Regions from separate parts of the Mus musculus genome. Here regions 1 and 3 are each linked to region 2. Evidence: chromatin loops called from intact Hi-C (ENCODE). Cell type or tissue: left cerebral cortex. All regions are shown on one strand.

Region 1 (8,000 bases), 120 kb before region 2:
AGGTATCTTTTGGCTTTCAAGACTGCAGTCAATAGGGCACGGCATGCTAGTAGTAGTTTGCAAACCCCAGGCTGAAGCAGGACTTTAAGGCAAGCCTGCGTTACACTATTAACACAGTCTACCTCAAGAGACAAATCAGGTTTCTAGGAACTTAAACATCTAAATCACTCAAGGCATAGAAACTTAAGAAATGCTAACTATTTCTGCTATCTAATAAAGAAAACTCTACTGTGGCCTCACTAATAACTACTACGACTCCTATTATTTCTGTCACCTCCTTACAGTATTTGTAAAGTTAGCATATTTTACAGCACTGTACTTATGGAAATAAAATAGAGAATAATTACAGTACTTATCTGAAGAGAGGAAATAAGTGTGGAAACACACGGATTACATACAAAGAATGCTCAACGGAAAAGCCGTAGTTGCCAAGAATTATATACCCTCTCTTAAGATTTCTGGCCCTGATCTAAAGGAACCTAGAAAAGCGTTAAACCAACAAAAGAGCAAAGCAGAAAGGCATAACCTTATCAGACAGACGAAACGAACAGCAACGTTTCACATCACAGAGGCTGGGAAAAACAACTGACTTGGCTTTTCAAATGGATCTTAGATTACAAATAAAAGCTTCATCCACAGTCTGACTAGACGAAGTCATTCTCACCTGCAAAAGATCTGGTCTATATTACTCAAATCTGGGGAAGAATTCACAACTCCAAAGAAATGAAGAAACTAAAATAAACTGTATTAACTCACAGGAAGAAAATATAATTTCAGTCAGAGCACACCGCTGATAGGGCCGTTCCTCAGTGTCTGCTCAGTGAGCCAGACTTACAGATTCATGTATAAACAACACGTGACCAGCACTGTCTTTTTTTTCCCCCCTCGTTTTCACAAAGCTGATATAGCTGTTCACAAAGCAAAGTCTTTCAAGTTTACTATCTTAATTCCTTGCTTAACTTAAAGAGAGGCCACCAAAGAAATTCTAGAGATCTACAGCCCGGAGAATACGCATCCCTTTTCCTTTAGGTAGCTATAAAAAAAAGGAATCTTAAGAGCTACTAGGCCAGGCGCTTGGCGGGGCGGGAAGTGGGGGAGAGCACACGACAGCAGCGCCCAGTCGGCCGACTTAGCGTCCAGTTCCAACCCATGATTTCCGTCTAAAGCAAACAGGTTTCAAAGTGCAGCTTCCCCTTCCCACAGCAGAGCACAAGCAGGCCGAGGACAACAGGACCCCGGCTAACCTGGCTAACTCTTGGTTACTGCCGATGTGCCAAGAAAAAGAATTATAATAATACTTTTTTTTTTTTTAAAAAAAAAAAAAAAAGGGCAAGGACGCGGTCGCCCTTCTCCGGCGGCCGCGACACGAGCCGGGCAAAACAGCTCTCCCTCAGAAAGGACGCCGCCCCGAGCCCCGCAGCTCGCGCAAGGCCGCGCCGGAAACACCGCGCGCTCGGCGGAAGCGCCCCAGTTTGAAAGCCGCCGCCGCCGCCCCGGGCCACAAAGGCCGCCCGCCAGCCTCGCGCCCGGCCGGGCTCACCTCGTCCCCGGTCGCCCAGCTCACCGCGCCGCTCCGCCGGGCTGCACTCACGCGGCCGCACGCACGGCGGGGGCGTGGCGCTGCGGGGATCCGGGCCGCTCGCTTCCGCCCCCGCTTCCGCTTCCTCGCGCCTCCTGGGCTGGGCCGTCACGGCCTGCCGCCCGCGCCAGTGCCCGCGCCCGCTCCAGCAGCGGCTCTGCGGGCTCCCGGGTGCCCGCGGCTGGACCCCGCCTTCATCTGGCTCACCGCGCCCTTTTCCTCTGCCCCACCGGAAAGCCAAAACAATCGGAGCCGCGCAGGCGCGGGAAGGAAACGGAAAGCAGGAAGGGCGGAGGCGGCGCGAGGTGACGCTGGCGTCTGGGTCCGGGCTTCCCGGGCTGCTAAGGCGCGTGCGCGTAGCAGAGCGGGGTCGCGCCGGCCACCCATCCTCAGGGATGGCCTAGAAAAATCAGTTCCCAAAGTTCTATTCAGCGGCACTTGGACTTCTGTGCAGCCGCAGTTGTTCGTGTTTGAGGTGTCCACCCGAGATACAGACATTTGCAGGCTGGGCCAGAGTGGGGGCCAGCACTGCACCCCGGGAAGCTGAAGTTAGGGGAGGAGGACATTGGACCGTTTGCTATATGGGCTGCTTTCCTTAGTTCCAGCCTCCATCGCTTTCAGAAGTTCCGCTTGCTAAGGCCTTGGAAGTATTGGCACCATCGAGATAACCCGCAGTTTGGAAGCGAATGGGTGCAGAGGACGGTCTCCACAAATGATGCCTCCAGCCAGTTTTTACTGCAATGCAGCAGACACCCTCCATGCCCCAGATTTCAAAGCAAAGCCTTGAAGTAGCAAGTGCCTGTGGTCTGCGAGACTTGTTGGCAAGCAAAAATGTTATAGATTTGCCTAAAGATACATGTAACGAAAACGAAACAAAAAACGTTCAGAATTGCCTACTTCCTAACTTCAACTGTTAGAACAAGTCCAGTTTTGAAAATAAGAATGGCCACATATAAAGCATTAGGCAAAGAGACAGACACCTCTAATCCCAGATGGCAGGAGGCTAGAGAAAGGATATCAGGAATTCCCGGCTGTCCTTCGCTAAATAGTGAGTTCAAATTTTAACAGGAGCACATGAACGACACCAGACTATTTAAAAGTGCTGGTTTGGTAGAGGGGGTTAACAGGCCCTCAGAATGCATTACAGAGCATTACAATGCAATGCATCTATCTTGCTTCCCTGTAAGGATACAAAGAAAATCTTGTCTGCTCTCAAATACAATGTATCTATCCACTCCATTTTGCTGTCTTGTAATAATACAAAGAAAATATAGTTAACCGTGCTGGTATACAATGTATCTATCCACTCTAATTTTGCTTCCCTGAAATAATACAAAGAAAATCTAGTTGACCGACGTCGTTGTGAACACCTAGCACATAGCACAAGGAACTTCTTTGTAGTTAATGGGACTGCTCTTCATCTTGACTGCGTGAATATGGAATTCCTAGGTCACGACCCAATAACGATAAAGTTTACAAAGTTTAATCTGGGCATAGTGGCATAGGCCTGTAATCTCAGTATGCCAGAGTTAGGTAGGCAGATTTCTATAAATTCAAGGACAGCCTGGTCTAAATAGCAAGTTACTTGTTATAAGCCAGCCAGTAAGTGAGTCCCTGCCAAAAAAAAAAAAAAAAAAACCAAAACAAAAGAAAAAAAAAGAAAAAAGAAAGTAGCGTTTATATAAAAGATGATGTAGTCCAAATAAGGTTTTTAGTCTATTTAATTGCTTTTGCTAATACCAGCTTCATAGTTTTGATAATATACTATAGTTATCTAAGATGGGAAGTCACTAGAGGGGTTTTCAAAGAACATTCTACTTTTGTTACTTTTTATGCTATGTGTGTGTGTGTGTGTGTGTGTGTGTGTGTGTGTGTGTGTGAGTATGTGTGTGTGCGTGTATGTGAGTGTGTGTGTCTATGTGATTCTTGAGAGGTCAGTGTTCATGCCACCACACTTGTGTGGCAGTCAGAGGACCACTTTGCAGATTTCCTTCCACCCTTGTGTGGCTTCCAGAGATGGCACTCAAGGTTGCCAGGCTTGGAGAGCAGGCTTCTTTGCCTGCTGAGCCATCATGGGCTCATATTTTTTATACTTTTTATGAATCTGTAATAAAAAAAATCTCCAAAATGTGGGGCTAGAGACATGATTCTAAAGTTAAGACCACTAAATTCCAGAGGACCTGGGTTCAATTCACAGCATCCACATTGTTGGGGGCCACAAAAGTCCTTATATTTCAAATAAGCACCAGGGAAACCAGGAATGTTAAACATACAGGGTATTTCCACAATGGAGGAAGTAAAATACTTGCATCCTATCCAAAAACCTGAGAGTGGGTGTTGTTAACATGTGGTAACCTTTTGCTCTCTGTAGAGGTAGAATTCACCTAAATCCCTCAGAATAATTATTCCAGACTCTTCACCCCTAAACCTTTTATCTTTAGCTCCTAATTAATAGACCCATCATTAGGGGAGGTAGCCTGTTGACCTCTATTCTATCTTGATCTGAGATGACACCAGGATTGTATTATACCAAAAAAACTTCTCTCCCAAATTATACTGTATTTAAATATTCTTCACGTGGTACACAGATATGCATGCAAGCAAAACATCTATGCCACAGACCGGGCTCAGTGGGCCCTCCTTAATCCGTGCAAATCAGAGTCTCGGACAGATGGGCATAGAGTCTGTGAGTGACAAACAGAAGCGACACAAGAGAGTGTGAAGACTCTGAGTGTAATTTGTCAAATCGAGCATCAAACTTTTTATACAGAAGAGTAACAAGAAACCAGGCGAACACATCCACTAAGTTACAGTGACACAATACAAAAGGAATGTATACATCAAAAGATGGCACGGACCAGGCCGTGTTTACCACTAAGAAGGGAGCCAGGTGTAATGCTAGTCTATTGTTAAGCCTACCACTAGGGGTTCTTAGTAAATGCCTGATTTATGCTGTTTCTTTGAGCCACATGAAGAAACCTGTCTTGGGGGATTCCCTCACTCTTCATGGTAAACCTACCTATTCACTAGGCCATTGTGTATTTCCTTGTTTGGGTGAGACTGGCTACTGTCCCAAGTAATCACTCTGCAGACTAGCCCTGAGCTATTCTAGCTCCGTTCTTTGCAATGCATAATTAGTTTTCCCGTCTCTGCTAGAAGTAAATTTGAATGTTACTGAATAGGTAACCTTCTCACTGAATTCCTACTGAATTCCAAACTGGTGGGCTTCAAGGATTTTCTGGAACACTGATGGAGGCTCACCTATGTTAAAATTCAATCTTTAAAGGCACTTATAATAAAATAATACTGAAAGAGAGCATACACCATACTAACGTGGGGATAACGTATGAGTATATGGGTTATGGGAATGCCAAGGTTCCAGGAGGCATAGTTTCCTTGAAACTCTTTGCCTCATGAGTGCTTCCAGGCCTCTAGGCTTCACTGGAGTGGATGTAGCACATCTATACATATAAAATTACATTTACATTTTTTCAAGTTCTCAAAAGTGAACATCATGCATTCAAAAAATATTTTATACCCTGGAAACCAGAAAAAAAAGTCTCATAGGGGAATGGATGTGTCGGGGGGAAAGATCCAAATACTGTGAGTCAAGTTCTATAGAAGCAATATGCACAGGGTGCTCTGAAGGTGCAGAGGAATAAGTCGGTTATAGTATGTGTATGTTGGCTCATACCTGTAATCACAGTCTTTGGGAGGCTGCAGCAAGAAAACTGTCCCAAATTCAAGGTTCTATTGAGTTCTAAGCAACCCTGGGCTACAGTGTACTATTCTCAAAGGGGGATGGGGGGGCGTTCAAGTAGATTGGGGCTTGCTTCTCTCCTGTCTCCTCTGGAGGGTAGCAGGAATATAGTTTGAGCCTAGAAGCTTGAAGTTTGGCTGGGCAACATAGAACCTATATAGCAGGAATCAAGGCACACATATGGCTTTGCTTCAGCCACAGGGGCTTGCTCTGAGTACTGTGGAGCACTTAGGCTGGCCTTAAACTTTGAATCCAGTTGGCTTAGGCTCCCAAGTGCTGGAGTTTCAGACTTGTGCCATCAATCCAGTTCACAGATACTGGAGTGAGTCTGGCAGCTTTGATCTTGCTTGTTTTCATTTGCACTTGTTACCCTTTTGTTGTCTCTAACATGATTTTGCAATGTAAATTCTATTACAGCAGAAACCACCATTTTGGGTTTGACTTTCCAGTTTTGTATAGTACTGTCTAGAGCAGTGGGCTCTTAACAGGTGGGTTGTTGCTGTCTTTGGTGGGGTGTTAAATGACCCTTTCACCTAAAACCACCAGAAAACAGATTTTTTTTTTTTTTTTTGCATTGCAATTCATAAGAATAGAAAAGTTACAGTTATGCAGTAGTAATGAAAATAATTTTATGGCTGGCGGTCATCACAACATGAGGAACTGTATTAAAGGGTCACAGCATTAGGAAGGTTAACCACTGGTCTAGATGCTAGTAAATATTTATTGAGTGGATAAGGTCTTTGTTTATTATGAGAATGACAACATTTCAAGACAAGATAGATTTAGATCATGAAATGGTTTAAAATCTATACCTTATGATTATATAAGAACACTGTATAACAACATAAAAAACAATTATATTATTAATGTAATGCTAATAGTGCGTAGCATGTGGTAAATGACTTTTTAAAAAATTTAATTTAATTTTTTTATTAATCATTCCATTCATTTACATCTCAAATAATATCCCCCTTCACAGTTACCCCTTTCTATATCTGCCCTCTCCCCCTTCCCCTTTGCCTCTATGAGGGTGCTCCCCCATCCTTCTACCCACCCACTCCCACTTCACCACTCCAGCATCCTTCTACTCTGGATGATGAGCTAGAGACTTAGGGATCTAGGAATGCAAGTGGAAGGCTTATTTCTCTGAGCTTTAATTGCCAGCTTCCTCAACATTAAGCAGTGATCTTAGGCTTCCAGCAATGGCTGGCAAAACCAGATATGCATGCTGATGTTACAGCATCTAGATAAGCCTTAGGTGTTGGGACCCTCTGGTTCTTGTATTACAGCTCTCTCCCTGGGTTGTAGGGACTCTTGGCATTTAAAGAATGAAAAGTTCTTGTCTTTAGCCCTTCACAGCCTCTGCAGCCTATGTTCCCCATTCTGTGGCAGCTTGCTTCTTGAACACTGCCACAAACCTGCCACTGTTGCCTTCTTGGCTGCTCCTATTTTACTCCCATTTCTCCCTATCTCCTCCTCTTCATATTACCAGCTCAAGATGATCTAATAATAAATATCAAACGTAGACGAGAAAAGACCATTCCTGGGGGGTTGGAGAGATAGACGAATGGGTAAGAGCACTCGCTCTTCAAAGAAGAGGACCTGAGTTTGAATCCTCAAATAAAAAGTCAGGCACACTCCTGTATTTCCAGCACTGAGAGGCAGAAATAGGTGGATCCTGAGAGCTTGCTGGCCAGCTACTCTAGCAAAAAACCACTGAGAACTGCTGGCTCAGTGAGAGACTCTGCCTTGAGGCAGTAGGAGAGTAACGGAGGAAGATATGAAGATTCCTGGTGTCCTACTCTGCATGAACATGAACCTGCGCACACACTCACACATGGCATACACACAACATCACACACACACACACATACAACTTCAACAGAGGCTTTTAAATCTTTATTTTTATTTTTTAAAATTATATGTATGTGGGTATGTACACATACAAGCAGGTGCCTGAGGAAGCAAATCACCTTGAATTGGCTGGAGGTAGGCGTATAGGTAATTGGGAGCCACCTGATGCAGGTACTAGTAACTAAACTTGGGTCCTCTGGAAGAGTTGTATGAAGGACAACATTTAATCCGGCTGGATTACTGGTTCTGAGGTTTGGTCCATTGTCATCAAGGCAGAAACATAGCATCCAGGTACAGGAGGAGCTGAGAGTGCTGCACCTTGTTCCAAAGGCAAACAGGAGAAGCCTATCTTCCATGCAGGTGGGAGGAGGGTCTTAAAGCCCACCTCTACAGTGACATACTTTCTCCAACAAGGCCATCCCCAATAGTGCCATTCCCCGGGCCAACAATATTCAAACACATGAGTCTATGGGGGCCAAACCTATCCAACCCACTACAAAAGTCAATGACAATTCAAAGCCAACCTGGGCTACATAGCAAGATTCAGTGTGAAAACAAAACCAACACCTGAAACATTAACAATGCTTTTACAGTATTTAATAGTGTTTAACAATGAGTCAAAACCGTTGGAGAAAGTTATGTCATTTTCTCTGTCTTAGTTCTACTGTGGAATACACACCGAAAATCATTTAAAGCACTGACCTGAGCACATTTTTGTAAACCAATATTCATAACAGCATTAGTCACAACTGCCGAAAGGTGGAAACATGTCAACTCACAGGTGGATGTGGGAACAAAAGGAGTTAT
Region 2 (8,000 bases):
CTTTTAGATCACTAGTAGTACAGTTCTAAAGAGAGGCTTTAGGCAGGATGTGACACATGAGCTGTGATCTGTACAACCTCTGTGCCAGGTAATACTGCACACACTAAGTCCTAGCTAACTGAGAAGATAGGGTTGGAGGGTCAGTTCAGTCCAGGGGGCTGAGCCTGGTATAAGCAATAGAACAAGATCCTGTTGCAAACCAAAACAATCCAAACACGGAGTCTAGCCTTGCTCACTCTTGACACAGCATGTCCTGGGCAGCCAGGATTTTATTTTCAGCTGGAAAACATTTATGAACTCAATGAGAATGTGGAAAAGACATAGACCCAATCAACAGAGCTCTCTGGTCAGATGGGATCAATATTAGCAACAGATAAAGTAGTACTGAACTATGACTCCAAATAAATATCTATGAGCCCGTACTGATATGTAAATAAGGGAGGATAGACAAGCTTCCAGAACAGAATAATCCCAAACAGTTCTTGTAGTCACTTTAACCACAAGCACTGAACTGTAACTCCGTACTGTAAAGGCAAACTTCTTCCGCTAACTTCATTCCAAAGGGCACAGGATGGAGGAGGAGACAGAAAATAACTGACCGTGGAGAATGCTGACAAATATTCTTCAAGCAGAGCTTACAAATTAGAGGTTAGGATGACAGCGTGCACCCTTGCTGTGTGATGAAAGTAACACTTCACACTAGTCATCCTCCGAGAAACTCTAGACGATCGTGAGAAAAGCTCCTGATAAACGCAACCAAGGCCATTCTACAAAATACCAAAACTTCAAACAAGTGAAGTTTGAGAACATGCCCAGTGAAGACAAGATAAGGAGGCTGGGGTGTGAGTCTCGGGTAGAACACTTGTGAAGAGGCCCTGGGTTTAATCTCTGGACCAGAGTGGGGTAAGATAAGGAGCTGCACAGTACTCAGAAGTACTGTGAAGGCCACAACAAGGAGCCAGGATGACTAAGTGTGTTGTGATACCCAAGAGAAACTCCTGGGACATAAGTAAACGTGAAGGAAATCTGAAAAGGGTGGCAGTGCATTTAATAATGTATCAATACAAATGAGTCACACAAGATATTAATGACAAGGGAAACTGGTGTGTGATATATGAGAGCACTCGTTCATACTACGGTAAATCCATATTGTTCTAAAATAAAACTCTTAGAGAAAGGGTTTGATTATGACAAATTAATCAGTAATCTTAAGAGACTGTAGATGCGATAAAGAGAAATCTGGAGCTGATTGTGGTGGCACATGGCTGCCATCCTAACACAGGAAGGATGGCGAATTCAAGGCATGGACACAGGATTCAGAAAGATGTAGCTATTCCTGGATACTTTGTGGGCTCTTCTCTTTTTCACCCTTCTCCATCCTTTTTCTTCTACCCTTACTCCCTAACATCAGATAAGAGAGAAAAAAAGGATAGAGAGGAAAGGAAAGAGATCCCAGAATGAAGTCAGGGGCCAGAAGGGGGACAAGTTATCCTTAGACTGCATCCTGTTGATTAGGGGTGTTGAGTTCCTAGGGGCAAGTTTGATCTTCACCATCAGGATATCTAATTTCTTCTTCTCGCCAAATATTTAACAAACAGCGACCCACAGCAACCAACAGCCAATCAACAACAACCTAACAACAACCCACCCTGCCTCTCTGGGCCTTCACATTTATATACCCTCTGAAAAGTCCCCAGAATTCCAGAAGTCACTCCATCACAGAAACAATCTGCAGCTGAAAAAAGCGCACCCCTACTAGAGCCTGCGGCAAACCACAGTCAGCTGCCGTGGACACTCTGAACCAGACCCATAGCTCACACTTGGGTTTACAATGAAAACATATTTTTATAGTATTTCTATGTTTTTTAAAGAAGCCAGAACTCCAGATTTCTCACTACAGAAAGACCTTGCCTTAAAAGGGGATGGGCTAGGAGGGCACTGACGAAGCAGGTATGGTTGTCTAGCAGGTGTAAAGCCCTGGGGTCTATACCAGTATAGACCATGTGTGTAAGTACGGGTAGACGTTAAAACAGATTCAGGGAGTACACACCAGGATAATTAAATTGTAAAGTGCCAGCCAACTTCACTAAATGGCTTGTCTTATCTCTCTGAATACTTCTAGTGTACCTTTTGATTGGTTTTCTCTGGGAATCTAGTTTGCCACATTACTGGACATTTCCACTATGGCATGCATAGCTCACTAGCAAATCCCTAATGCCTTTCAATTAAAAATGTCCTGATGGCCAGGGTAACTCAGGAATGTAATCTTGCACTGAGATGGCTGAGGCAAGAGAAACACCATCACCCAGAACGCAACTGGTGTCATTTTTTCCTAGCCTACCTTGGTTAGGTAGTTATATACCATCTGTGATCAGAACAGCAATGTTCAGTGGGTATCCTTGGGTTTGTACACATTCTATGAAGGAAGAGGGTGGAGACAGGTACAGAGGACTCCCCAAACATGACTTATAAAGAGAGAGAACAAGGGCCGGAATATATATTTCAGGTCATCCAAATATTTCTCCCATCTAAAGGAACAATCAGCTAAAACTATAAAAGTAAAAATATTAAACTCTTTTACATCTTCTACTGAAAAACTATTAGGGGGTCTGACGCATAGTTTAAAACAATGCATATAAAGACTGACTTGTACAGTACAAACAAAAAATATTTGGCATTATTGGTCCCTTAGTACTTTATACAATGAAAGTAAAACTCTTCCTTAAGATTTCGTGGAAAAATCAGCCCACTGTTTAAGTACATAGAGAAAGACAGCGAAATCAGCTTTTTCCCACTGATGGAAAATTATAAAATTTGAGTATGGAACAAAATAAAGCCATGTAAATTCGCTAGACAGGGAGGGAGGCAAAACTTCTCACACAAAATGTTTGCAACCAGAGGTATATAAAGAAAATAACCCAGGAATAAAGGAATTCACTTAAAATATTAGTTTCAATAGAAATAGTTTCTCAACTTTATATTTTAGTTCTGGATGCTCACTTGTACTCCAGTAAGTAAGTCACACTCACCATGCATGCTCAAGTCAGATGGAACAACAGTAACATCAAAACAACCCTAAATGAAACAGACATTCTGGGATCAACAAATCGCCTTAAAACAAACCTCAAATGGAATTCTTGAGACAAACAATTTAAACGAGACTGCAATTAACTCTTAAAAGTACATTTCTAGGATTTAGGAAAGAGTTTTGGGGGACTGACACATGAATACTTCTTGGAACATAAAACAAGGAAGAACATTCAAATAATCGAGCTGTTTCAATATTGGCATTTCTAAAAAAACACTGAAAATGCTCTTTTCATAACGTAAGCCAAGGCAGCCCCGATGATGTAAAACAAACAAACAAACCAACCAACCAACCAACCAACCAACCGACTCCTGGACAAGAGACTATCGGATTAGCTGCACGTCTTGGAGGCGGTTGCCAACTGGAGATTAGCTCTGGAGAAACGGGTTTTGCAGCAAGAGGTAGTTATCTCCGAGCATCTATTCTCTCCACTCTTTGAAACAAACGCTGTCAAGCATCAGCACGCGTGCAGGCTGCCCTCGCAGGGCCGCGGCCGGCCCACGCCACTTGGGCTGCTCGCGCGCGAGCCGATGCTCCCGCACTCACCATTTCGATGATCTTGGTCTTGCGGCCCGTTTTTCTCTTCAAGGTGAATATGTACTGGGCCAGCACCACGCCTGCTACCACCGCGCACACACTGGCGCTCGCCACCGCGCCCACTCGCGCCACGGCCGCGCGGTCCATTGACAGGCCCGCGTGCTCTCGGCGCGGAAGCCCGGGATCCGCGGGTACGAGCCCAGGGGCGCGGCCGCAAGCCGCACACTTCCCCGGAGCCCCGCCCCGCGCGGGGGAAACCGAGGAGGCCCCGCCCAGAAGAGGTGAGGGGCGGGGACGACGGGGCGGAGACTAAGAGGTCCGCGTCCGGAATCCCGCCCTTATAGTGGGGGCGGGACTTCCTCTGACCCTGACTTCAGGAAACGCCGCAAGGACCCGGAAGGAAACAACTGTAATTAGCTACTAAATGCAAGTAGTGCATCTGTAACCCAGAATCCTGGTGACCCGGATGCTATGCTGTGCCTATAGTCCACAGTAAGATCGCACCAGAAACATCGAGAAAACAAAGTCTTGCCCCAGTGTGAGAAAATTCACCCGCCACCCACTCAGAAACTGTGCCTCGTCCTAGCCTTCATGGACTACGACACCCAGCAGGCTCAGCGGCGCTGCGTCTGACCTGCGCAGTAGCATCCTGGGTTGGAAGGCCTAGATATAGTCGTTTTTGGGAGATCTGTCAGCTGTTGGGCTTTTCAGTCACAGTCTACCTACAACTTTAGCTTACTTTCCTTAGGAGCGTGTGCAGAGAAACTTAACGTTGTTCTCTCTTGCTTAGTATATTTCAAGGGATTCATGTAGTTTACTCTGCTTCTCGCTGAGTGGGTGGGGTGTGATGAGGTGCAAGAGAGAATCTCAGGAGAGTCGCCCCCGATTCTGTGAGGTTTGGGCTGCTGCTTGGCGAGACTGTCTCTCTCTGCCTGATATATGCAACCGAAGGAAGTTAAGAATGAAAAGCCGTGGGAGAGAAAGAATTATTTTTCTGTTTTAGGTTTTTATTAGCTGGTCTAAAGCAAATTGACATAGACATTATCTTGAGTAGAACAATTCATTGTGCAAACAGAAGTTCCACAGAAATATGAGACTCAAGCTGGTCATGATGGAGCATGCTTCTGATTCCTGCATGTAGGATCCTCAGGCAGGAGGATTGCTCGGAGTACAGTGGCTGATTAACCAGGGCCATGGGTCAAAGCCTTAACGAAATGGCCAAAAATTGAGGCTGAAATATACCACCTAAATTACTGAAAGGAATATGTATTATATTTGACATTCTTGAGCAAGTTGGAGTCTGCAGGAGGGGAAATGTATGGTGACTAAAGGTTGCCTTGTGCAGATGAAAATCTTTCCAGGGGATAAAGGTGTGAGCTCAGCGATAGGGTGCCTATTACCAACCCTCAAGTTCAACAATTCTGTTTGGAGAAGCTCTTGACCTGATACATTTACTAATGACAATCTCAACAATCTCTGTCTCTGTCTCTCTCTGTTTCTGTCTCTCTCTCTCTGTTTAAATGTGTATTTCTTCTACACTAGAGATGTTTAAAATTATAAGGAATTTGTATTAATTTTCTGTGGCTGTGATAAAACACCATGACCAAGACCCCTTATAGAAGAAAGAAAGAATTTACAAGAATCCATAATGGTGGGGTCAGCATGGCAGCAGGTGGCAGCAGGCTGCTGGCATGGTAACAGAGGTACATCTTTCATCTCAACTATAAGCACAAAGTACAGAGAGCAAACGAAGTGGGACAGTCTTCAAACCCTTAAAGCAAAGCTCCAGAGACATGCTTCCTCGAAGAAGGCTGCACCTCTAAAGCTCCTGAAACAGCACCACCAACTGGAGATCATATGCTCAAATGTATGAGCCTAGGGGGGGCATTCTCACACAAACGACTATCGAATTTAAGGGAAATTCTTCAAAGAGCTTTCCCTGCTTTGAATAGTTCTCAGCATCTTTCAGATCAAAATAATTGTTGTACCAAAGTAGCCTGTTTCCCTATGGCATAGTCTGATCTCCTTTAATCATACTTTGAGGTGATATGGCTTGATTGTCATCATAATTAAAGCTAAGGATTGTTTTTCTCTGTGTCATATGTTCTCTGTCCTATCCCTGGGGCCCTTGCAAAGCACTCTAAAAATGTACCTATATATCTATATCTATAGCTTTCCTATGGGGTTGCCCTCCTCTTCAGCTTCTTCTAGCCTTTCTCTAATTCAACCACAGGAGTTTCAGACTTCAGTGCAATGTTTGGGTGTAAGTATCTGCATCTGTCTTGGTCAGCTGCTGGTTGGGCTTCTCAGAGGACAGCTATGCACACCATAGCATCAGTTATAGTGTCAGGTCTTGGAGCCTCCCCTTGAGATGGATCCCAATTTGGGCCAGTCACTGGACCTCCTTTCTACCTTTATCTCTGTAGTTCTTTTAGATAGTAATAATTCTGGGTCAGAGCTTTTGACTGTGGGATGGCAACAACATCCCTTCATCTCTCCATTTCCTCATTGTTGGGTATTTCATCTAAGGTCCCTCTCTTTGAGTTCTGAGAGACTATCATCTCCCAGGTCTCTGGTACATTCCAAAGGGTCCTCCCACCTCCTACCTCCCAAGGTTGACTGTTTCCTTTCATTCTGTTGACCCTCAGGGCTTCATTTCTGTTCCCTCCAGTACTGATCATATTCTTTTTCCCCTCCTCGCCTCTCCCACCCAGTTCCTTCCCATGATTGCTTTCTTTTTCCTCCCAAGTGGGTTTGAAGCATCCTCACTTGGGCCCTTCAGCTTGTTAACCTTTTTGAGTTCTGTGGATTGTATCCTTGGTATGTAGTACTTTTTGGGCTAATATCCACTTATTAGTGACTACATACCATGCATGTGCTTTTGGGTCTGAGTTACCTTACTCAGGATGATATTTTCTAGTTCTATTCATTTGCCTGCAAAACTCAGGATGTTCTTAATAGCTTAATAGTATTCCATTGTGTAAATGAACCACATTTTCTGTATCCATTCTCCTGTTGTGGGACATCTGGGTTGTTTCCAGCTTCTGGCTATCAGAAATAAGGCTGCTATAAACAGCGGAACACATGCTCTTGTGGCATGGTGGGGCATCTTTTAGGTATATGCCCAGGATTGCTATATCTGTTTCCAATTTTCTGAGAAACCTCTAGATTGATTTCTGAGCTCCGTAGTAACCTCCTGTTTTCATCTCTAATTGTATTGATCTGGGTCTTTTCTCTTTTATTTGGTTAGTATGAATAGGGGTTGTTAAATTTGTTTATAGTGCAAAAGAATACATTTGTCTATGTATCATTAATTTCTGCCCTAATCTTTGTTATTCTTTTTGCTCTCTACCACTTTTAGGGTTTTTGCTTGCACTTGATTTTCAAGGATTTTAAGGTACATGACTATATTACTTGAGAGCTTTTTTATTTTATTATTTTATTTATTATTGCTATAAACTTTCCTCATAGAGCTAATTTCATATCCCAAGTATTTTGACAAGTAGTGGTTTAATTTTTATGGGATTCAAGAAACTTTTAGATGTCCTCCATGATTTCTTCAAAGACACACTGGACATTCAACAATGTGTAATTCTGACTCCATACATTTGCTTAGTTTCTGTAGTTGTTTTCAAGTGATTTCTGGTTTTATTGTGCAATTACATCATCAAATACAAGAGATTACTTTGAATCTTTGACAATTTTACCTTATGACCCATTACCTATTTACCTTATGACCTATATAATGTGTTCTACTTTAGATATGATTCCAGTAGCTACTAACAAGAATATGTATTCTGTATATATGTTGGATGTGAAATTCTGTATATATCCATCATGTCCACTTGATCTATGGTATAATTTAACCCCGATTTCTCCATTAATTTTTGCTTGTTGAATGACCCATATAGGGATTAGTATATGGTATTGAAATTATCCAGTATTATGATATCAGGACCTATCATAACCTTCAAAACCATTAGTTTTAAAATGAAATTATGTCTCGATATTGATGTATTTATTTACAACTGTTATTATTCTTGATGAACTGCTTTTTAAAACTTAATATGTAGTAGCCTTGTGGGGTGGTTTGAGTGGAAAAAATCTTCCACAGGCACCTGTATTTTAACATTTGGTCCCCAGTTGGTGTACTGTTTGGGGAAGTTGTGGAACCTTTTGGAGGTTCAGCCTTATTGGAGGAAGTGTGTAACTGGCCATAATTCCATTCATGCTCTCTACTTCATGTTTGCAGTTGAGAAGATGATCTCTCAGTTTCCTGAGGCTACCAGGCCTGCTGATTGCTGCCATGTCTCCCTGCCATGAGGACTCTTATTCTACTGGAACCATAATCAAGTATAAACTCTTCTTTCTTTAA
Region 3 (8,000 bases), 610 kb after region 2:
ACCAATCTAAAATATATTGGTAATTGTATATAAAAGGAAAAATGGTAATCTTGCCCGAACTATTTCAAATTCTTTCTTATTTCTCAACCAAAACAAAATGTATCACAACTTAACCACATCAGTCTTTTTTTTTAATTTATTTATTATTATAAATAAGTACATTATTGCTGTCTTCAGACACAGCAGAAGAGGGGGTCAGATCTCATTATAGGTGGTTGTGGGCCACCATGTGGTTGCTGAGATTTGAATTCAGGACCTTTAGAAGAGCAGTCAGTGCTCTGACCCACTGAGCCATCTCGCCAACCCCACATCAGTCTTTAAAAATATGTTTGTGTATGTCCAAAAGTAAAAACGCATTCTAGGGGCTGGAGAGATGGCTCAGCGATTAAGAGCACTGACAGCAGTCTTGAGTTCAAATCCTAGCAACCACAAGGTGGCTCACAAACATCTGTGACACCCTTTTCTGTTGTGTCTGAAGAGAGGGACCTTGTACTCACATACATAAAATAAATAAATCTTTTAAAAATATGCATTCTAGATTATGTTCTCTATTATAAATTTCTGAAAATACGCCTTTTCCACCATTTCCTCCTGATTTGTGTGACTATGTCTTTCTCCCCATCTTCCTCCTCAACCTGATACTTTAAAACTGACAAGTTAAGAAGTAAAGAAATAAATAGAATTGCAATGTTAGAACAATGTTATTGCCATATAAGTAATTCCATTTAGCAGAAATTTCAGCCCCAAAAGTTTAAGAAGCTGTGAGATCATCTTCAAGACAGTACTGTGAAACCCACTTTTCCAGAACAACAACTTCAGGCCAAAGGAGTTTGATTCCCAACACTTAGGAGATGGAGGCAGGAGGATCAGGAGTTAATGCCCAGTCTGGACTACTTAACACCCAGTCTCAACTCATGGGCCTTGTGAAGTTTGCCAGTCACCATTTGATTTCATAGCACAAGGACCCACACATGCAGATGCAAGACTACTGCACCAACTTTCCTTTTCATATTTCTCAGATGTTTTACTTGCTCAGCAGTTTAACCCCTGAGCTTTTTCAATTTCATTTTTGGAAAAAGGAGTCCTATCTCGATAGCAGGTTTTGGCACTGGAATCTGAATGTCAAAAACTATTCAAAGGGGAAGTTTATTATTATCACTTTACACAAGAACTCGGCAGGATTAACTGACTGAGGGTTCTGGCAGTCAGCAGAGGGCTTGGAGTTTCCTCCCTCCAGGAAGCTGGTGAGGTAACTAGAAAGTGGCACTTTGGTATTTTTCCATAATGGAAACACAAGATAATTTTTGATATGTATGTATGCATACATACATGTATGTGAGCCCGGGGGAAGTGCAGGCCAGTGCAAGCAGGCAGAGGCCTTTAGTGGTCAAGCAACATCATCGGCCCGATTTTTAACACTCTTAAACTCCAAATTTCTTTACCACCATCAACAACAAAACCCCAGTGCACCCCAATAAACAACTAAAATCATCTGAAAACCTCAGAAATGTATTTTAGGAAATCCGCACTCTTGATGCCTTTATCGCCTTTTAGGAGGAAAGGAAATGTTAGTTTACTGGAGAAAAGAAAACAACAAAACGGTCAATAACTCCCTTCGGTTGTATGTGAGAGTCTGTTTTCATAGGCGAAGTGAGAATACAGTATTGAAAAGTAAGTGTTACTCAACTCTGTGAAGGGGGTGGGTTGATGTAGACAAGGAAAAAGAGACTCGGATTGCAAGAAAAACAATTATAAACAAGAGCCCATTATCCAAAGCTTCCTATTTTATGACATTTGTCATACAGTGTGGTGAGCTGGTTTCCAATTTCCACAAGTTCCAACACACACTAGAAGGGCAACACAGCCCCTTCCGCCAAGCCCTGCAGATCTCGATCTCAAGAGAGCCCCAGGTTTCCTCACCAGGGCACAGGTCCAGCAGAGGCTACATCTGCTCTGCCGGGTTGACATGCACATTGGGGGTTGGGGGCTTCGCAGTTTCTATTCCTGCAGCTCCTACAACGAAAACCGGTGGAGCTTTTGAGAGTCGAAATTTCCTAGCTATTTCTACCCAGAGCCTCAATCTTTGTCTCCTCCGGGTAAATTCTCTCATCTACAGAAAGCGTCTGCGAAAACCTGCGCCAGGAGCCACATGCCCCTAAGATACAGTGCTCTCCTAGCAAAGCAAAACACAAGCTCTCAGATCCAAACGACCAGGGCTCCGCAATCCTTCTCTACACCAGTCCCTTTGCAAGCCTGGGCTGGATAGAATCGTGGGCTGGTTTGCTGGCCTTGAACGAAGCTGGACGCGGCAGGACAACACTCTCCTGAGCTCTTGAGATCTGGCATCCCAAGTTCTTAGGCAGCTATGCCTGCTCTCGCGGGCAGGAGCGCACCAAAGGGTCTCGCTGCAGTGAATCAGGGTTCTGTTATCTTTGCTAGCTTTCTCATTCTCTCCCTGGGACCCCGCCCATCTTTCTATCCCTGCTTCCCTGGGGCTCACTATCAGCCCGAGGTCAAGTTCAAGGCCGACCAAGGCTGCTTTGGGGGAGCCGGATGCTCGGGCGCAGCCACCGTGGGCCTAGGCGAGAGCAGCTGCTTTCCACTTCCAGAAAAAGGGAGCACATCGAACCCAGAGAGATGCGCGTGGGACTCGGTCTCAGACAGAGTAAGCTGCAGGAACTCATTTCATATTTCTCTTTCGCCTTCCCGGGGACCTCCGGAGACCGCCAATGTCTCGTCAACAACCTAGGAGAATAAGCGAATTAAACTCCTTAGGCTCTTACCTTGTGATGGGTAGGTGTCTGTAAATTTCTTAATTGGCTAATGGAAGGAAGGGAAGGATTTCTTGGATGATAAACTAGACTGACTTCTCTGTTGATTATGATCTCCAGAACAAGCAATTAGGGAAGCCACAGTCTCTTCCACTCCTGGAAATTCTCGGAAAATAAAAAAAAATCAACCGCAGCTGGCCAAATGGAGACCCGGAGGAGTGTATTTCCGATGATTGACAGCAACACTAGCCAGTTGGTGCTCTGAAAGACTCTTTGCCCGCCCTCAATCTGAGCCAATTACAGATTTAGATAGGAACGAGCCTCCTGCACAGGCAATTTGACCTCTCAGATTGCCAATTAAACGCCGTAGAGCGACGTCAAAGTGGGCCAGTAGCTGTTCGACGTTGGCGCCCCGCCCTCCTGATGGGCCTGGCGGCCTCGAATCAGGCACCAGGGACCTTGCTTTTCGCCAGCCACTGGAGGAGGGAGTTTCACTTCTGCCAAAGTTATCTTAACTCTGACCCAAGAAATCGAGACTCGGACAGCCACGCTTTGCTTGAGTGTAGCACTTGTACGTCATCCAGTGTTCTTTGACAAATCACAAACCAATGTTCTTCGGACTGCATTAACAGGCATCTTGGGATGGCTCGCGACTATCCTGCATGCCAAAAAGATTTCCGTCTTTTGAAGGAAGCATTGCCTTGGATCTGGGGGTCCAAACTGATTCAAATAATCAGATAACTGCCTTTAGAACCTTCGGTCTAATAAGGAAGATGAGGAAGCAAGCCAACAAATAAACAGTAAAAGACAAATCACGTCTAAAGAGGGAACGGCTCAGGTGTGGCTGGAGAACACTGGGCAGCGGATTTTACCGCGCTGAATCTAGTCAAGGCAGGATGGATCTGAGCAGAAGACAATAGCAGATGCCTTTCAGGCTGTATCAGCACACTCCCGGGCAGGTTTCATGCACAGGAATACTGGTCAACACTAAATTGACTCCATGATTTTTTATGTGTGCGTGTTTTGGTTTTGTTTTGATACTTTTTAAGTCTTTTTAAAAATATTCATTTATTTATTTATTTATACACTGTACACTATAGCGGTCTTCAGACACTCCAGAAAATGGCATCAGATTTCATTACGGATGGTTGTGAGCCACCATGTGGTTGCTGGGGTTTGAACTCGGGACCTTTGGAAGAGCAGTCAGCGCTCTTAACCGCTGAGCCATCTCACCAGCTCCCCCCACCTCCACTTTTTAAGTCTTAATTGGGTTGTTTTTGTTTTGATTTTGGGTTTTTGTTTTTTTGTTTTGTTTTTTGTTTTTGGGTTTTTTTTTTGAGACAGAGAGAGAACATACATAAAGTTGAGTGAGTAGTACGGAAGTGGGGAGGATCTGAAAGGAATTGTGGAAGGGGAAAGAATTGCTCAAAATGCATGTATGGAATAAGTTTTAATTAAAAATATTCTTAAAATTAATAATTAAGTTGTGTTGCCTAGTTGCACCTCCTGGTCCAAGAGCATCTGGAGACCCAGTGCATTTAATAATAATATGTTTCGACAGTGATATTTGTGTTAGTGACTCACTAAATCTAACAATGGCTTATGTTGGATAGAGAATCAATTTTCATAAAGCTCTTGAAATTGTTACCGGATCCAGCATATAGACAGAAAAGTGTGCATATTGAGTGTGGCTCAAGAGATCTTCACAACATACAGCCTGACTTTATATCTAGCACCTGATCAAGAAACAATGTTTTTAGTCCCCAAGGGACCCTTCATCCTGCCGGGCATCCCATTACTGCTTCTGTCCAGGGGCAGCCTCCACGCTGACTTTTAACACAGTAGATTAATTTTGTCTTTACACTTGGTATGTATTAAACCATAACCTACACATACTTTTTGTTTGTTTGGCTTCTCTGGTTCAACAACGTATGTGTAAGATGTATTTTTTCATGTTGCTATCAGAACACATACTACTCTTCCAGAACGCTGTAGTTTGATTCCCAGTTCATGTGTAGGGCAGCTTATAACCTATAACTCTGGGGGTTCAATGCCTCTGGCCTCCAAGGACATCAGCCCTCTTAGGCACATACCTACACACTGACCACACCCATAGACATAATTAAAAATAATGAATCTTTTAAAAAAAAACAAAGAAAATTAATTACTATCATTTGTATTTGTAACTAAGGAAACTGGATAAAGAGACTGAAAAAGTGGGCTGAGGCACTTAGTTTGCAAGAGGTTGAACTGGGACTACTTGGCTATGTCTCTCTTCATAGCCAGGCTCTCCGCTTCTTTCTCATGAGAGGTAAGTGTGAAGACACTGAACTCATATTCACTATGCAGTACTGCCCAGAGCCTTTCTCTCTAGAGCATCTTTGATGTCTTTCCTACACGCACTGCAGAAACAGCACCACCTAATTCTGAAGCATTTACACACCCAGGCCTTTTCTTTTATAGACTTTCTGGTGAGATTTGTTGCCTGTTCTGTTTTTAGGACTGATGATGATTTTGTGCTATGTGAAGAGGTATAAATGTGGCCTTTGTCAGTCTGTGATCTCAGCAGATCTCTTTCTCTTGCAGATTGCTTTGGTATTTTTCAACAAGAAAAGGAGAGGGAGCGAGTTCCTGTGGTCCAGGGCACATCCATCCAGTCATAGTAGCTTGTAGACAGAGACTTTACTCTCCTAACGTACAAATCTTACTGGAGAATTTAGGAGGAGGAAGTGAGCGATAGGTCACTATGACCCTTATCTACAGTAACCTCACAGTATACTCTGCCTGCTCCTGGGCTCCATTGGGAAACAGCCTTCTGGCAAAAGGCTTTGTGTATCAGTCACTTCAAACAGGCTAAAGGTAACTTTACCTAATTCCATGTTACAAGCAGAATTGCAAAGCCATCCGTTTCTGGTTTTCATCTCCTTTTCTAAGGAAAGAGTTTGCCCGAAGGCAAATCTGATAGAACTCATCTCACAGGCATGGTTATATTCTACTCTAACTGAACCAAATTACTTATTTTCCCCATTTCAGAGCTGCAGGCTTCAGTAGGGCTCTCTCTCCTTGCTAAACACAGCAGAGCCGAATATTCCAGTGGTTTTCGGCCTTCCTAATACTGTGTGACCCTAAAATACAGTTCTTTGTGTTGTGTTGACCCCCCCAACAATAAAATTATTTTTGTTGCTACTTTATAACTCTAATTGTGCTACTGTTATGAGTCATAATGTAAATATCTGTGTTTTACGATGATCTTAGGTGGCCCCTGTGAAAGGCTCGTCCGACTCCCAAAGGGGTCACAACCCAAAGGCTGAGAACTGCTGCAAAGTGTAGTATTGCACACCTCTTTCCCTCTTTCTTTTCTCCTGCTATGGCTTTGATGGGATTATAATAACTTGGCTCCCGGGACAGGGTCAACAGGATGTGGGCCTAAGTGAGAGTGAACTGCTGTCTCTGTATAATAACATACATATTTTACATTCCTCCTTCAAGGAATGTCTTCCTTGTTAATGTTAATGATCCATGATAATCAGAGATAGCTCGAGTCCCTGAGGAGAAGGTGTGGCTGATGTCTCAGTAAAATGGTAAACACTGGGACCTTCAGGGCAGCCCTTAAGGCTACAGAAAAGAATTTTAAAACCACGGGTTCGAAAACATTTCTCAAAAATATAATGATGTAATTTGAATTATATGAAGGGCTTCACAAATCTAAAGAAACCAAAGCAGCTGCACTGTAAGCCAACTTGTCAGAAAGATACTAAGGAAGGAAGTCGGTTTAGAGAGGGATGATTCCAGGAGATCCCACCCAGCTAAGTTTTTTGCGTGCAAAGTCACACAGATTCCTGAGTTCAAGATTAGCCTGAAACAGAGGGAGTTCCGGTCCAGGCAGAGGAGTGGTAGAAATGGTAAATTCAAGGTGGGGACCCACCGGGTAGCTTATCATCTGTGTTTAACAGAGGAGGGCAGATCTCTAAATTTATTTACAATGTTAAAAAAAAAATGTGCTTGCTGTTGGAGGGATGCTGATTCATAGGATGATCAAAGGGGAACCTGGTGTAAATGACTGGATTGATATATAAAGACTGGGCTTGTGTGTGTGTGTGTGTGTGTGTGTGTGTGTGTGTGTGTGTGTTTAAGAAACGGGGGAGGGAAGGAGCAAGAGGGAGAGAGAGAGAGAGAGAGAGAGAGAGAGAGAGAGAGAGAGAGAGAGAGAGAGCTGGTTGTTTGGAGATTTCCAGAGAAAGCAGAACTGAGAGAGAGCAATCTCAAGCCTCTTGGACCATGCTTCGACCTGGAGTCATTTGTTTTCACGATTCCCAGACATCCCTTCTCTCAGAACCCCTCTCCAAGGCAAGGCTGGTCCTTGGCAGTCTCCTCCATTCTTTACATTCTATATTTTTTCCAGAGGCATAGACTGGTCAGAAACGTATGCTCTATATGATGTATTTTATGTAAGGGACAAAGCATAACAGAAAGCCAACTCTGGCTAAACTAATGTAAGATCTATAAGACTAAATATTAGCAGGAACATCTTTACAGTATTTAGCATCAATAACCATGTACAGAAAGGTAGAAGAAATGAGCTTTGGACACTGGACCGGGACTCAAATCCTCAGTTTCAAAAGGCCTACATCAAATCATTTACTTCTTACTCTGTCAAAAATCTCCTCATCTGGAAAATCAGGATAACACTGACTGTACCAAGAGCTATTGTGTGAAGTGTAAAAGTTGATACAACATAATAATAATTAATAATAAATGCATTACCATTGGGGCAAGGATGTTTACAAGAATAGTTAAAACACAAAGTGCTAATGAGTTCAGTTTTCATCTTTTTGAAAAGGGAATAGTACAATACTTAAAAGTCGGTCTGAGCAGGGCAGTGCTGGCGCACGCCTTTAGTCCCAGCACTCGGAAGGCAGAGGCAGGTGGATTTCTGAGTTCGAGGCCAGCCTGGTCTACAGAGTGAGTTCCTGGACAGCCAGGGCTACACAGAGAAACCCTGTCTTGGGAAAAAACAAACAAACAAACAAAAAAAGTCGGTCTGAAAGTTATGATACTATCTACGAACAGTACGATCTCAGGCAAGTGGCTTAACCTGTCTGTGCTTTGTCTGTTAAAATGAGGTTGACAGAATGAGGCCTCATAGGCCTGTAAGGGAAATATCAATTAAGGGAGAACCTTTGCTCAGTGCACAGTGGGAGTAAGCACTTGCAACAGTTAGAATCATGG

Evidence for each region. A loop is a pair of places that touch in the nucleus more often than their neighbours do. Peaks named below come from ENCODE experiments on the same cell type or tissue, not always from the same donor. Only the 100,000 strongest peaks of a DNase experiment are listed, where the experiment ranks them.
Region 1: a loop joins it to region 2, with 3 times the contacts of the local background. A loop is called at or near these places in 15 of 42 quality-filtered maps.
Region 3: a loop joins it to region 2, with 5 times the contacts of the local background. A loop is called at or near these places in 18 of 42 quality-filtered maps.

What each region holds. Positions count from the first base shown.
Region 1 is chr6:56,795,919-56,803,918 of GRCm38, forward strand. It overlaps Kbtbd2 (kelch repeat and BTB (POZ) domain containing 2), which reads right to left and starts at 1,895. Exons shown (of 4, transcript NM_001362210.1): 1 at 1,541-1,895. Gm10209 reads left to right here. Exons shown (of 2, transcript XM_030255710.1): 2 at 1,329-2,508. The coding sequence ends at 2,126. In left cerebral cortex, a CTCF peak has its summit at 4,487; DNase peaks (open chromatin) are centred at 968, 1,853 and 2,252; H3K4me3 peaks cover 2,775 bases; H3K27ac peaks cover 2,601 bases.
Region 2 is chr6:56,920,038-56,928,037 of GRCm38, forward strand. It overlaps Nt5c3 (5'-nucleotidase, cytosolic III), which reads right to left and starts at 3,895. Exons shown (of 9, transcript NM_026004.3): 1 at 3,635-3,895. The coding sequence starts at 3,772. It also overlaps a transcript of Vmn1r4 not described here. In left cerebral cortex, no CTCF peak of the experiment used is centred here; a DNase peak (open chromatin) is centred at 4,048; H3K4me3 peaks cover 1,942 bases; H3K27ac peaks cover 1,753 bases.
Region 3 is chr6:57,532,497-57,540,496 of GRCm38, forward strand. It overlaps Ppm1k (protein phosphatase 1K (PP2C domain containing)), which reads right to left and starts at 2,991. Exons shown (of 7, transcript NM_175523.5): 1 at 2,784-2,991. In left cerebral cortex, a CTCF peak has its summit at 3,204; DNase peaks (open chromatin) are centred at 1,987, 2,260, 2,694, 3,104 and 2 more places; H3K4me3 peaks cover 3,219 bases; H3K27ac peaks cover 2,672 bases.